2 separate regions of the Homo sapiens genome follow, and region 2 is linked to region 1. A link is a contact called in ENCODE Hi-C data. All regions are on one chromosome and are shown on one strand. Each heading gives the region's core, a stretch centred on a gene start or an enhancer-like site at or near the end of the contact. The rest is flanking DNA. Distances are from core to core; before and after follow the strand shown.

What was found. A loop is a pair of places that touch in the nucleus more often than their neighbours do.
Region 2: a loop to region 1 is called in a map of endothelial cell of umbilical vein, with 4 times the contacts of the local background. The contact joins the enhancer-like site here to the promoter of LINC01879 in region 1. A Hi-C loop is called at or near these places in 3 of 168 maps with a recorded cell type or tissue (DLD1, endothelial cell of umbilical vein and pancreas).

What each region holds. Positions count from the first base shown.
Region 1 is chr18:76,687,470-76,692,838 of GRCh38, forward strand. LINC01879 (long intergenic non-protein coding RNA 1879) reads left to right here and starts at 2,560. Exons shown (of 2, transcript NR_122073.1): 1 at 2,560-4,504. RefSeq lists an enhancer at 1-943.
Region 2 is chr18:76,737,370-76,742,738 of GRCh38, forward strand. No RefSeq gene overlaps it. Among named protein-coding and RNA genes, the nearest start is that of LINC01879, 50 kb to the left of the region's middle. Within about 2 kb of position 3,207, at least 3 of the 41 ENCODE cell types and tissues checked have a DNase peak (open chromatin) inside an H3K27ac peak, as active enhancers do.

The DNA of each region.
Region 1 (5,369 bases), core at 1,310-3,809:
CCCTTTAAATAAAGATGAGTCATTTTTCTGAGAATAAGTCCTTGACATCAAATTGTACAATCTGTTGCCTTTCTAAACACCTCAGTTTAAGGGAAGCAGAATGACTTCAATATCAGGGTTTGTAACAGGCACACAGAAGGGGCAGGGGGTGGGGCCTGGGGGAGGACTGAAGACCCTTTGGTGAGTTTCAGGAGGTAAATAATGACTTACCAGAACGACAGCATGGCTGCCTTCCCTGTGAAAAGCCAGTGTTGAAACATGAGTGTTTGTTCATCTGCAGCCTTGGGCTGTGGTGTCTGCAGTGTTTAATAAGTCATTTTTAATTAGCTTCCATCCACCGTGGTGCGTGGCTGGCTGTCTTCGCACAGCTCTCCGGGGCTGTCTCCAGGAGGCCCTATTTTATTGGCCATTGATGCCATGTCTGCTCAGAGATACAATCAGAAAATATGATTGGTGTTCCCGCATGACACACAGGAGGAGGCACGGATGGCATTACACAAACGGCCCAACAGGCCGGGCGCGGTGGCTCACGCCTGTAATCCCAGCACTTTGGGAGGCCATGGGGGGCGGAAGACCTGAGCCTGGGCAATATAGCAAAACACCGTCTCTATAAAAAATACAAAAATTAGCCAGGTGTGGGGATGTGTGCCTGTAGTCTCAGCTGCTTGGGAGGCTAAGGTGGGAGGATCACCTGAGCCCGGGAGATTGAGGCTGCAGTGAGCCAAGATCATGCCACTGCACTCTAGCCTGGGCAACAGAGCAAGACCCTGTCTCAAAAAAAAGCAGCCCAGCAGGTGACAGGGTGAGCATGGTGGGATTTATCATGAGCAGTACCCTGACCTGTCCGAGGGCACAGCATACCATTATCTAAATGACCAAGGTCCGGAAACTCTTTCGTTCCTGACTTTTCAGTGGTTAGAAGGTGCCAGAGACCAGCTACCTAAGAAGGGAACTGGCCAATTCCCAGGAGGAAAATACTGCCTGCCACTGCACTCAATTGGGGCAGCCATGGCTGAACAAAGCAGGAAGGAGCTGATGGGCGTGAAAAAGGACTGGACTGGAAGTGAGGACCCCAGCTGTCCAGCACATTTCTCAGGGAAGACTCACATGGCACAGCCCAATGCTGGTGTTCTTGTCAAGTGAAGAGTGGGAGTGTCCCGCAGCCCCGGGAGAATAATCTACTTGAGTCCCTGTTTTAAGGGGCATTACTGAGGGGATTCTGCTCCCTGAGCTCCTAGAGGTCTGAGAGCAAAACCATGCAGTGTTGTGTTTGCATTCACAGAGAGCAGGGAATAGAAATGTCTGTCTGCCTTCCCCTCACCCCAAAACCAGAATGCCATCCTCCTAGTGTGTCTGCTGCACTCATGGCAGCAGGAGGAGCAGAAGCAGCCGGGGGTGCTGCTGAGCCCCCACTCCTCCCCACCTCCCCGCACCCGTCCACCTGCAGCAGGGATGGCATGGAAAACCCGACATTTCATAAAGATTCAGCAAGGTCCTGTCAAAGCCCAGGGGAAGCCATATTCAGGGAGGGGGTCAATGTCTGGGAGGAATACAATTCCCAAAAGAGACTGAGAGTGAAGCCTGTGGGTCGGAGGGTGAATGAGAGAGGCTGGCGTATTTGGGAATCAAAGGTGTCAAGGTTTCTTGAGGCTCCTGTCCCTGTCTGTCTGCTTCCTTTCTCTCCGTTCCACCTCTTAGCCCCTGTGAGCAGAGACAGCTGGGGCCCCAGGCTGGTATGATGAGCAAGGGTATAGTTCCCTTCCCTGGGTGCCTTGTCCATTCATGTGTGTGCGTGCACTCCGGAGCTCCTCACCACCCAACCCTCTCTCCTCGTGGTTTTCCCAGTGTGGAGATTAGCCCTCGCCACTGACACGCTGAATAATGCCTTCCTGCCCACCCTCTCCAGGTCGCCTCCTCCCCACGTGAAGCCACTCCCCAAGGGCTCATCTTTGAAAGACTTTTTAAGGTGCACGTGTCATTTTCACATTTGCTCACATTGCACAAAGACCTAGTTGAGGAAACGAAAACTGCTATGATTTATGCTAATGAGATGAATTGCATTCCAAATGTATCTCAACCAGAACACACTTCGCAGTAACACGCATGAAAAGGAAACGTGTTCTATCTAGGAATCCCTGTGTTATTTCACTGATCTGCATGTTGTACCCGAGGGCATCTAGCAATGTGCTAATACCTAATTCAGGAAATCTGGATTGAACATGGGCACCTGTGAAGAAGTGGAAACGGCAGTGGAGCTAAGACATACAGCAAAGAGAGCCTGTTTTGTTATAAACAGCTAAATCTGGAAGTCAATGTTTTGTGTTTCTTGCAGAAGTCATACTTTTATCCTGTCATTATGCAAAAGTGCTGATTCATGTTTAGTGCCACAAAATCTACCTTTAAAGTGGAATATTTTGAAAGGTTGTGTTAAAATGACTCTCAAATCTCTTCCAAAAACTAGCTGCTAAGCAGGAGTTCTCAAGGTAGAAGTTGGAATTACCCAACCACCACCCTGATGGGATGCTCTCTGAATGCAGATGGAAACGATGACTTAACTGCAGCTTCGGATGCATCAGACACAAACGCTGGATAAAGCTGCTCATTCACATAAAGCACCACCTGCTGCCGCTACCTGGAATATCCACACTGGATAACTCGAAGCTTGGTGGAAACAGAGGTTGGAAAAAGCAGAAAATAAAACAAAGGGATGGAAGATGGGTGCTCTGAATTCCATTTCCTTAGAAACCAACAAGAGCTCCTTCAGTATGTCGTGGACACCTTCAGTTGAGCACAGCTCAGGCACCGCAAGGACACTCCGCTCATGTAAGTTGGCCTTAGTAGGTTTTTCTTCCATGAGTGAATTTCTATTCAGAGCAAGTAAAACACAGCCTGTGACACTGTTTGTCCCGAATGTCAACAGCGCTCTCTGTGATCAGCCCGTTGTACGAGGTGTTGGAATACATGAACAACGCAAACGGAATATCTCGTCTCTCATTTCTGTCTTTAATCATTGGCTGCCTCCACTCCAGTTACACCTGGGCCGTGCTCTGATCTGCAGGTTTAACTCCAGGGGAAACTTCACCTGTTTGATGACAGCCGTCAAGTGAACCAGATGTTACCTCTAGTAAGAAAGGATGGGCAGGTAGAGTGTGATGTCTGGGGTGCTCCTGACTCAGGGCGGCCTCCCTGGCTCCCCTCACCCAGTTGGACCTGGGTGCCCTTGTCCTACTCTTCTATAGCATCCTTGGCTTTTCCTTCATGGTGCCCATCACACATTCCAGCGAGACACGGATTTGTGGGATTATTTGCACCGGGTGAAGTTGGCCTGTTCCACTAGTTTCCTGACTCCAGGAGCTCAGAGCTTTTGTCATTCTTTCTTCACTCTGTGCATGTAACACACAAGAGACGTTTCCTGAATGAAGGGCCCCTGATGCTGTGGCACAAATAACAAAACATTGGGAAGTAGTACGTCTTGCCAGCCCTACTGCTGGCCCTGAATGACTGGAACCAGTGCTTCAATTTTAAACATTTGATTGACAAGTTATTTTCAGCAGTTTGCCCTCAAAAGATGACCTTGTGTCGTTTACTTCTAACCTGATCTGGGCTTAGCGTATCTACTCATTCCTTAGGTCAGCCACAGCCTCATAAGCAGCTACGTTCAATCAGTCGTCACAGCCCTGGGCACAGACTTTCTCAGCAAGAGTAATTTTCTCACTTATGCTAACAATTTGACTTCTTCAAACGCGTACTCTTTTTTTTTTTTTTTTTTTTTTTTTTTGAGACGGTGTCTCATTATGTTGCCCAGGCTGGACTTGAACTCCTGGGCTCAAGCAATCCTCTGCCTCAGCTCCAGACTAGCTGGGACATAGATGCATGTCACCGTGCCCAGCTCAAAAGCGTACTTTTACCTACACTGATGATATCAAGACATGATAGAACAAAAAGCATATTTCCTGAGTGATTTTTTAAAAATTTCAACCGCCTGTACACAGACTGTAACACCAGCAGTCGTGAGGAAGTGCTTGGGACTTGCCGGTTCTCAGACTTGCCTCTTGCCAGGGAGGAGACCCCATCTAATAACAAATGTCTTTCCCTAATGAAGTCCAGAACCAGATCTTTCATGGACCTAGATTTTACCTGCAGAGATGTGGAACAGCCACAGTTGGAAAACCATGAGTGCTTGATGTTAAATGAAGGCAACACTCCTCAATTCTGAGATTGTTTATATTGTTTTGGGAATGTAATCGTTGGAGAAAACATTTCTCAGCCTGGTCACAAACCGTCCCTCCCACAACAACAACAATGGAGTATAAGAAGTACAGTTTTACAGAGTATTTTGGGGGCTTTCTTCTCATGACAAGAGTCTTTCTTATGGTACAAATAGTTGTGTCCTTTCTCACAGCATAAAATATACACATAAAATAGTAAAACGGGAGAGACAGTACTGACAGTGGATGAAGCCAGGCTGACGTGACTGAGAGGCAAGTTTCAACATCAGGAAAAAGTGAGTAACCTTATATATCTGCTTTTTATTCCAAGGAAATCACACACTGGTGATTTTGGAGAAGGGAATCTGCAGGACAACGGCGGTGGGGAGGGGCACAGAGAAGCTTGCAGAGCGGTTGCTGTTTGATCATTGGAATAATGAGGAAGCAGAGAAGCTGACAAACTTGGGACCCAATGGCTTCATGCTCTGAAACGACCATTTTTGTCGTTGGAATGTTTTCAAATGTGCTAAGACTTGTGATGAGTCTAAGTGGAAAAAATAAGTTTTTCCTTTTCCTTTTCCCAGGGTAAAAAAAGATGATACTAACACACTAAGTTGGTCTGTAGATGCCTGTTATTCACTCACCAGCCCCTGTAGACCTTATAAGCCTTGTAGAATCTTTAGTCACCAAAGACTGAAGAACAAGAAGGTGCTCACCCACAAAGATCAGGGTGCATTTCACCAGAGGGTAAAGCCATTCTCAGACATGGTCTTTTCATTACAATGTGTTCTTTTCATTCTAGCTGGTTCTTTAGCTAGAATACCAGTGAATTCCATGTCTAGGTATAGATTAGGATCTTTGTATAAATTCCAGGCTCTGGGAATTGCTGCTTGGATGTTGGCACCTAGAAGTAGGAGAATGGAAGCCACATAGTGGAAATATCCCTGTTTCCTTTTGATTCTAATGACACCCACCTGGTCTAAGTTAATTTCCATTTTAATCTATGCTAATTATTTCCGCTTAATTATAAATTCCTATTGTGTCAAGGTTGGTAAAGCCGGGTTGAGACACAGTTTATTCAAGGCTGATAGTTCAATAAAAACATCTATCCAAGTACAAATGTAGTTTCAGAAGGTAAAAAATAGTTCTTGTTTGGATTTA
Region 2 (5,369 bases), core at 1,957-4,456, 51 kb after region 1:
AGGATGGGTGTCATTAATTCATTAATAGAATGGATCCCCCAAAGTGGAGGATGGGTGTCACTGACGCATTGATAGAATGGATCATTGCATTTCCACTGGGAGTCAGACACTGTTCCTGTGGGTGCTGTTCCCAAGGGTCAAGGGTGCTGGGCCTGGGCCTTTGACTAACTTGTTTGGATCCTGTGCCTTGCCTGAGCCTCCCTGACTGATACATCTGCACCCCTGGGTGCCTGGCTTCATTTGCAATAGATTCCTGCCTCTCCCAGTTTCTGGGAGTTCTGGGCACTTCTTGACACCCCTTGGCTTCTAGCTGCATCCTTCTGATCTCTGCCTCCATCTCTGCATGGCATTCAGGGTCCTCTCTGTGTCTGTGTTCTAATGTCCCCCTTCTTTTAAGGACATAAGTGGTCCATGGATTTAGGGCCCACACCCTAATCTACTATGACCTCATCTTAACTGGATCATATCTAAAGAGACTCTATCTCCAAAGAAGGTCACATGCAAAGGCTCCAGGTGGTGTGAATTTGGGGGGAGAGTGTTCAACCCAGGGCATATCTCGAGCAAGGAAAACAAGGGGACCCCCAGGCCCTGGGGGGGGCCTCCCAGTAGAGCCCCTGCTCAGGCAGCAAGCACAGTGATGCAGGGGCCTCAGGCTTCCTCTCCTTGACTGAGGCACAAGACAACTTTTGGGGCTAAATATCATGCAGATTCATTAAGGAAACATTTATCAAGTGCTTATTGTGTGCCTGTCATTGGCTAAGAGATGCTCACTGGGAGGTGGAGGTTCAGCATTGCAGGAAATACAGTCCTTGGCCTCAGTGGGTTTTCAACATTTCCCCTAAGTAAACTGCATTCGACTATTAATACCAAAAACAGCCACAAAGAGAAGCACTCTGACGGTTCTTCCAATTACTAACATTTGTTGTTTGGTCACGCGTGGCCACAAAAAAATGCCCTAAATTCATAATTTTTAAAAATTTATATCATTGAAAAGATAAAATGCATTCTTTGGAAATACTAGGCCTGTTGACAGAGCAGCTCTGTGAATGAGAGGCTGACGCCCAGTGGACGTCTAGCCGCTCCTTTCGTCTCAGAATATTGGAGTGAGGGAGTGAGGGAAACAATATTCCTAAATACAACACAAGGTTTTAAGATATCATAACCCCTTCTTTGCATTCAAAGGAAACAGAAAGACAAGGTTATGAACCTGAAGTTGTATTAGGAAAAAGTATACCTTCTGAAAATACCAATTAGAATCCCAGAGTCATGGCCCATTGTTCTGATAATGTCCCAAATTCTTACGAAGAGGCACAAAGTACGCACATGTCAAGAGAAACTCTGTTATTGAGCCCTGGAGTTCCATGTTAGATTGAATAACCTGAAGACAAGTTAGTGCTATTGTGTCTTTTGTTTGGACCTAAAGTCTTAAGCCTTGTTCATAGCCCTTCAGCGTTCAGTCACATTCATCTTCCTGTATATCTTCTCCTTCCTTCGTTCCTTCTTTCCTTCCTTCCTCCCTTCCTTTCTTCCTTCCTTCCTTTCCTCCCTCCCTTCCTTCCTTTTGTCCCTCCCTCCCTCCCTTCTTTCCTTCCTTCCTCCCTCCCTCCCTCCCTCCTGTACTCCCTCCCTCCCTCCTGTACTCCCTCCCTCCCTCCCTCCCTCCCTCCTGTACTCCCTCCCTCCCTCCCTCCCTCCCTCCCTCCCTCCTGTACTCCCTCCCTCCTGTACTCCCTCCCTCCCTCCTGTACTCCCTCCCTCCTGTACTCCCTCCCTCCCTCCTGTACTCCCTCCCTCCCTCCCTCCTGTACTCCCTCCCTCCCTCCTGTACTCCCTCCCTCCCTCCCTCCTGTACTCCCTCCCTCCTGTACTCCCTCCCTCCTGTACTCCCTCCCTCCCTCCTGTACTCCCTCCCTCCCTTTCTTCCTCCCATCTTTCCTCCCTCGCTGCTTTCCTTCCTCCCTCCCTCCCTTCTTCTCCAATCATACTTTTCCTCAATTTGCCTTTTTTTCACACTCACACTTAGACCTGCTTCAGCCTCCTGCATTCTTAACGCTGCTTAGCGCCCCAGACAGCTCAAGGCCAGAGACAGTCGCCCAGCCCAGTGCTTCTCACTTCCACCTGCCCACAAATGACCTGCACACCTTGTGGAAGTGCAGATCTCATCTCAGCACATCTGGGGTGGGCCTGAGAATCTGCATTTTTAACAAGCTCCTGCTGTGTGGCCCACACGGGAGCAAAGAGGGAGATTGCTTGGGCAGCCCCTGGCCCCTCGTGATGCTCAGGTTCTTTTCTTTTCCTGTCATCGTAGAGAAGGCACACATGAGTCTGGTGGGGTGAAGTCCTAGCATGCGAGAAGGTGTGAACAGGGAGACACAGCATCGCGAGGGTGGTGTTCCGACAGCGCAGTCCTGAACCAGGTTGAGGCGGGAGCCGGCTGGCTGGTTTGCTTCTCTCCAGGTTGAGAACCCAGCAGAGACCGACCGAGGGGATGCAGCGCACAGTCATGAGATGAGCCTTCACGTCTCCCGATGGGGACCCCAGAGGTGTTCTCTGGACACTCACACACGCACCAGGGAACAGGGGGCTCCACGTGCACACCTTGGCTGGCTGGGTGTTTTTTTTTTCCATTCCCGGGTCCCATCTGGATGGAGAACATCTCTCAGAGCAGAGTGGCACTTCCAGCAACCAATGAATACCCCAATTAACCTCATGCCAGATATCTGAAAGGGTCATTTGAGACATTAAAGAGACATTTTGTTCATTATGATCAAAAGCTTCTCTACTTGAAGGCAGACCACACACCACGATTCATGCTAAGGTCACTTAGAAAATAAAGAAGTGGTAGACCGAGGTGGGCAGATCACTTGAGGTCAGGAGTTTGAGACCAGCCTGACCAACATGGTGAAACCCTGTTTCTGCTTAAAATACAAAAATTAGCCAGGTGTGGGGGCTCCTGCCTGTAATCCCAGCTACCCAGGAAGCTGAGGCAGGAGAATCACTTGAACCCAGGAGATGGAGGTTGCAGTGAGCTGAGATGGCGCCACTGCACTCCAGCCTGGGGGACAGAGCGAGACTCCATCTCAGAAAAAAAAAGAAAAAGAAAAAAGAAAATAAAGAAGAAACATTGAAAAAGCCAAGTGACTGTTCCCAAAGAAGGTACAGTACAGCAGGACTGAGAGTGCCTCCTTGCCTGAGTCATCGCTGACTCACCACCCACATCTTCCTGACGCTTAAATTATGTTCTCGAAAGGCCAGCTCCTCGGAGGCATCGGATCCAAACTGCTGGCAGCATTTACAGCCTGTGACACTTGAAGTTGAAATGATAGAGCACTACTTAAGCATCGCAAATTCAGAATAATCTGTTTGGATGACAGACCCCTTTCCTTCCAATCCAATGGCAGTGTCTTTTAGATTTCTTTAATCAGAATATTTTCTTAAAATTAGTAATGAAGTGATTACAATATTATAATTAATACTATTTGCAAATGGTTATAAAATAAATGCAAATAGTTTCTGTTATCATTGCTCTTCTTCTTTCTCTTCCGATAGTGATAAATCTGGGACATTCTCTTTTTTTTGAGACACAGTCTCACTCTGTCACCCAGGCTGGAGTGCAGTGGCACGATCTCAGTTCACTGCAACCTCCACTTCCCGGGTTCAAGTTGTTCTCCCGCCTCAGCCTCCCTACTAGTAGCTGGAACTACAGGCGCGTGCCACCATGCCTGTCTAATTTTTGTATTTTTCTTAGAGACAGAATTTCACCTCGTTGGCCAGGCTGGTCTTGAACTCCTGACCTCAAGCCATCCACCCACCTTGGCTCCCAAAGTGCTGGGATTACAGGTGTGAGCCACTGTGCCCAGCCAATCTGGGCCATTCTTGACTGCTACAGAGAAAAAGCAAGATGAAAAGGAAGATGTCAGCGAATTGCTGTTTTTTGGCTGCTTAGAATGAGAAATTTACAAGGCTAGGATCCCAGGCTGAATTTTCTTATGGGCACTGTGATCCTGTGTCCCATATTTTTTGAGGCAGTCATAATTTCAAATGTTCTCTTTTGTTATTTTTATCAATACATTATAGTGTGTCAGACTGTGAATCTCCACTTTTATTGGACACTTTATCTAAGGATATGTGCCCCGAGCAAAGAGATGTGTCAGGTCTTTCATCAAGAAGCCTGGGGAGCAAGTACAAACAGATCAAAGCAAGTATGTCCTCACCACCTCCAGGCACACACCTGGATGGCGCATCCACAGTACCATCTTCCTATGGAAAAGAAGTTTGCAAAAACAAGTCTGGCAAATGGGATATCAAAGTGGTACGGTCTGGCCAACATGGTGAAATCCTGTCTCTACTAAAAATACACAAATTAGCTGTTTGTGGTGGCGTGCACCTGTAATCCCAGCTACTGGGGAGGCTGAGGCAGGAGAATCACTTGAACCCGGGAAGACAGATGTTGCAGTGAGCCGAGATCGCGCCACTGCACTCCAGCCTGGGTGAGGCAGCGAGACCCTGTGTGAAAAAAAAAAAAGTGGAAAAGTAAAGTAAAAAAAGTTATTTTCACTGGGTTGGAAAAATTTGATGTGGAAAGAGAAAGCTGTAAATTTCCAGCTAATTGGTGGAGTCTCTAATAGGAATGGCTGAAATGTTAATGACAGACTCCCAGTAATTCCCATGAATCAAAAAGAACTTTTTTTTTTTTTTTTGAGACAGTCTTGCTCTGTCGCCCAGGCTGGAGTGCAGTGGTGTGATCTCGGCTCACTGCAACCTCCGCTTCCTGGGTTCAAGTATTCTCTGCCTCAGGCTCCCGAGTAGCTGGGATTACAGGCACCCACCACCACGCCAGGCTAATTTTTGTATTTTTAGTAGAGATGGGGTTTCACCATCTTGGCCAGGCTGGTCTTGAACTCCTGACCTCGTGATCCACCTGCCTCGGTCTCCCAAAGTGCTGGGATTACAGGTGTGAGCCACCACGCCAGGCCAAATCAAAAAGAACTTTGAAGAAGCAAGTATGTGTCACAAAAGCTGTATGATATATGCACACGTCATTACATGGACACACTTGAACATGTATCTCCAATCAAGAAACTTTCAAAACGGGAAGTACAGGTTATTTTACCAACATACCAGAAACTGCGTATTTCAGCTCACATTCTTTTTTTCTTTTTTTTGAGATAGTCTCTCTGTGTCGCCCAGGCTGGAATGCAGTGGGGCAATCTTGGCTCACTGCAACCTCCGCCTCCTGGGTTCTCACCGTTCTCCTGCCTCAGCCTCCCGAGTAGCTGGGACCCCAGGCACCCGCAACAGCGCTTGGCTAGTTTTTTGTGTTTTTAGTAGAGACGGGGTTTCACCGTGTTAGCCAGTATGGTCTCGAT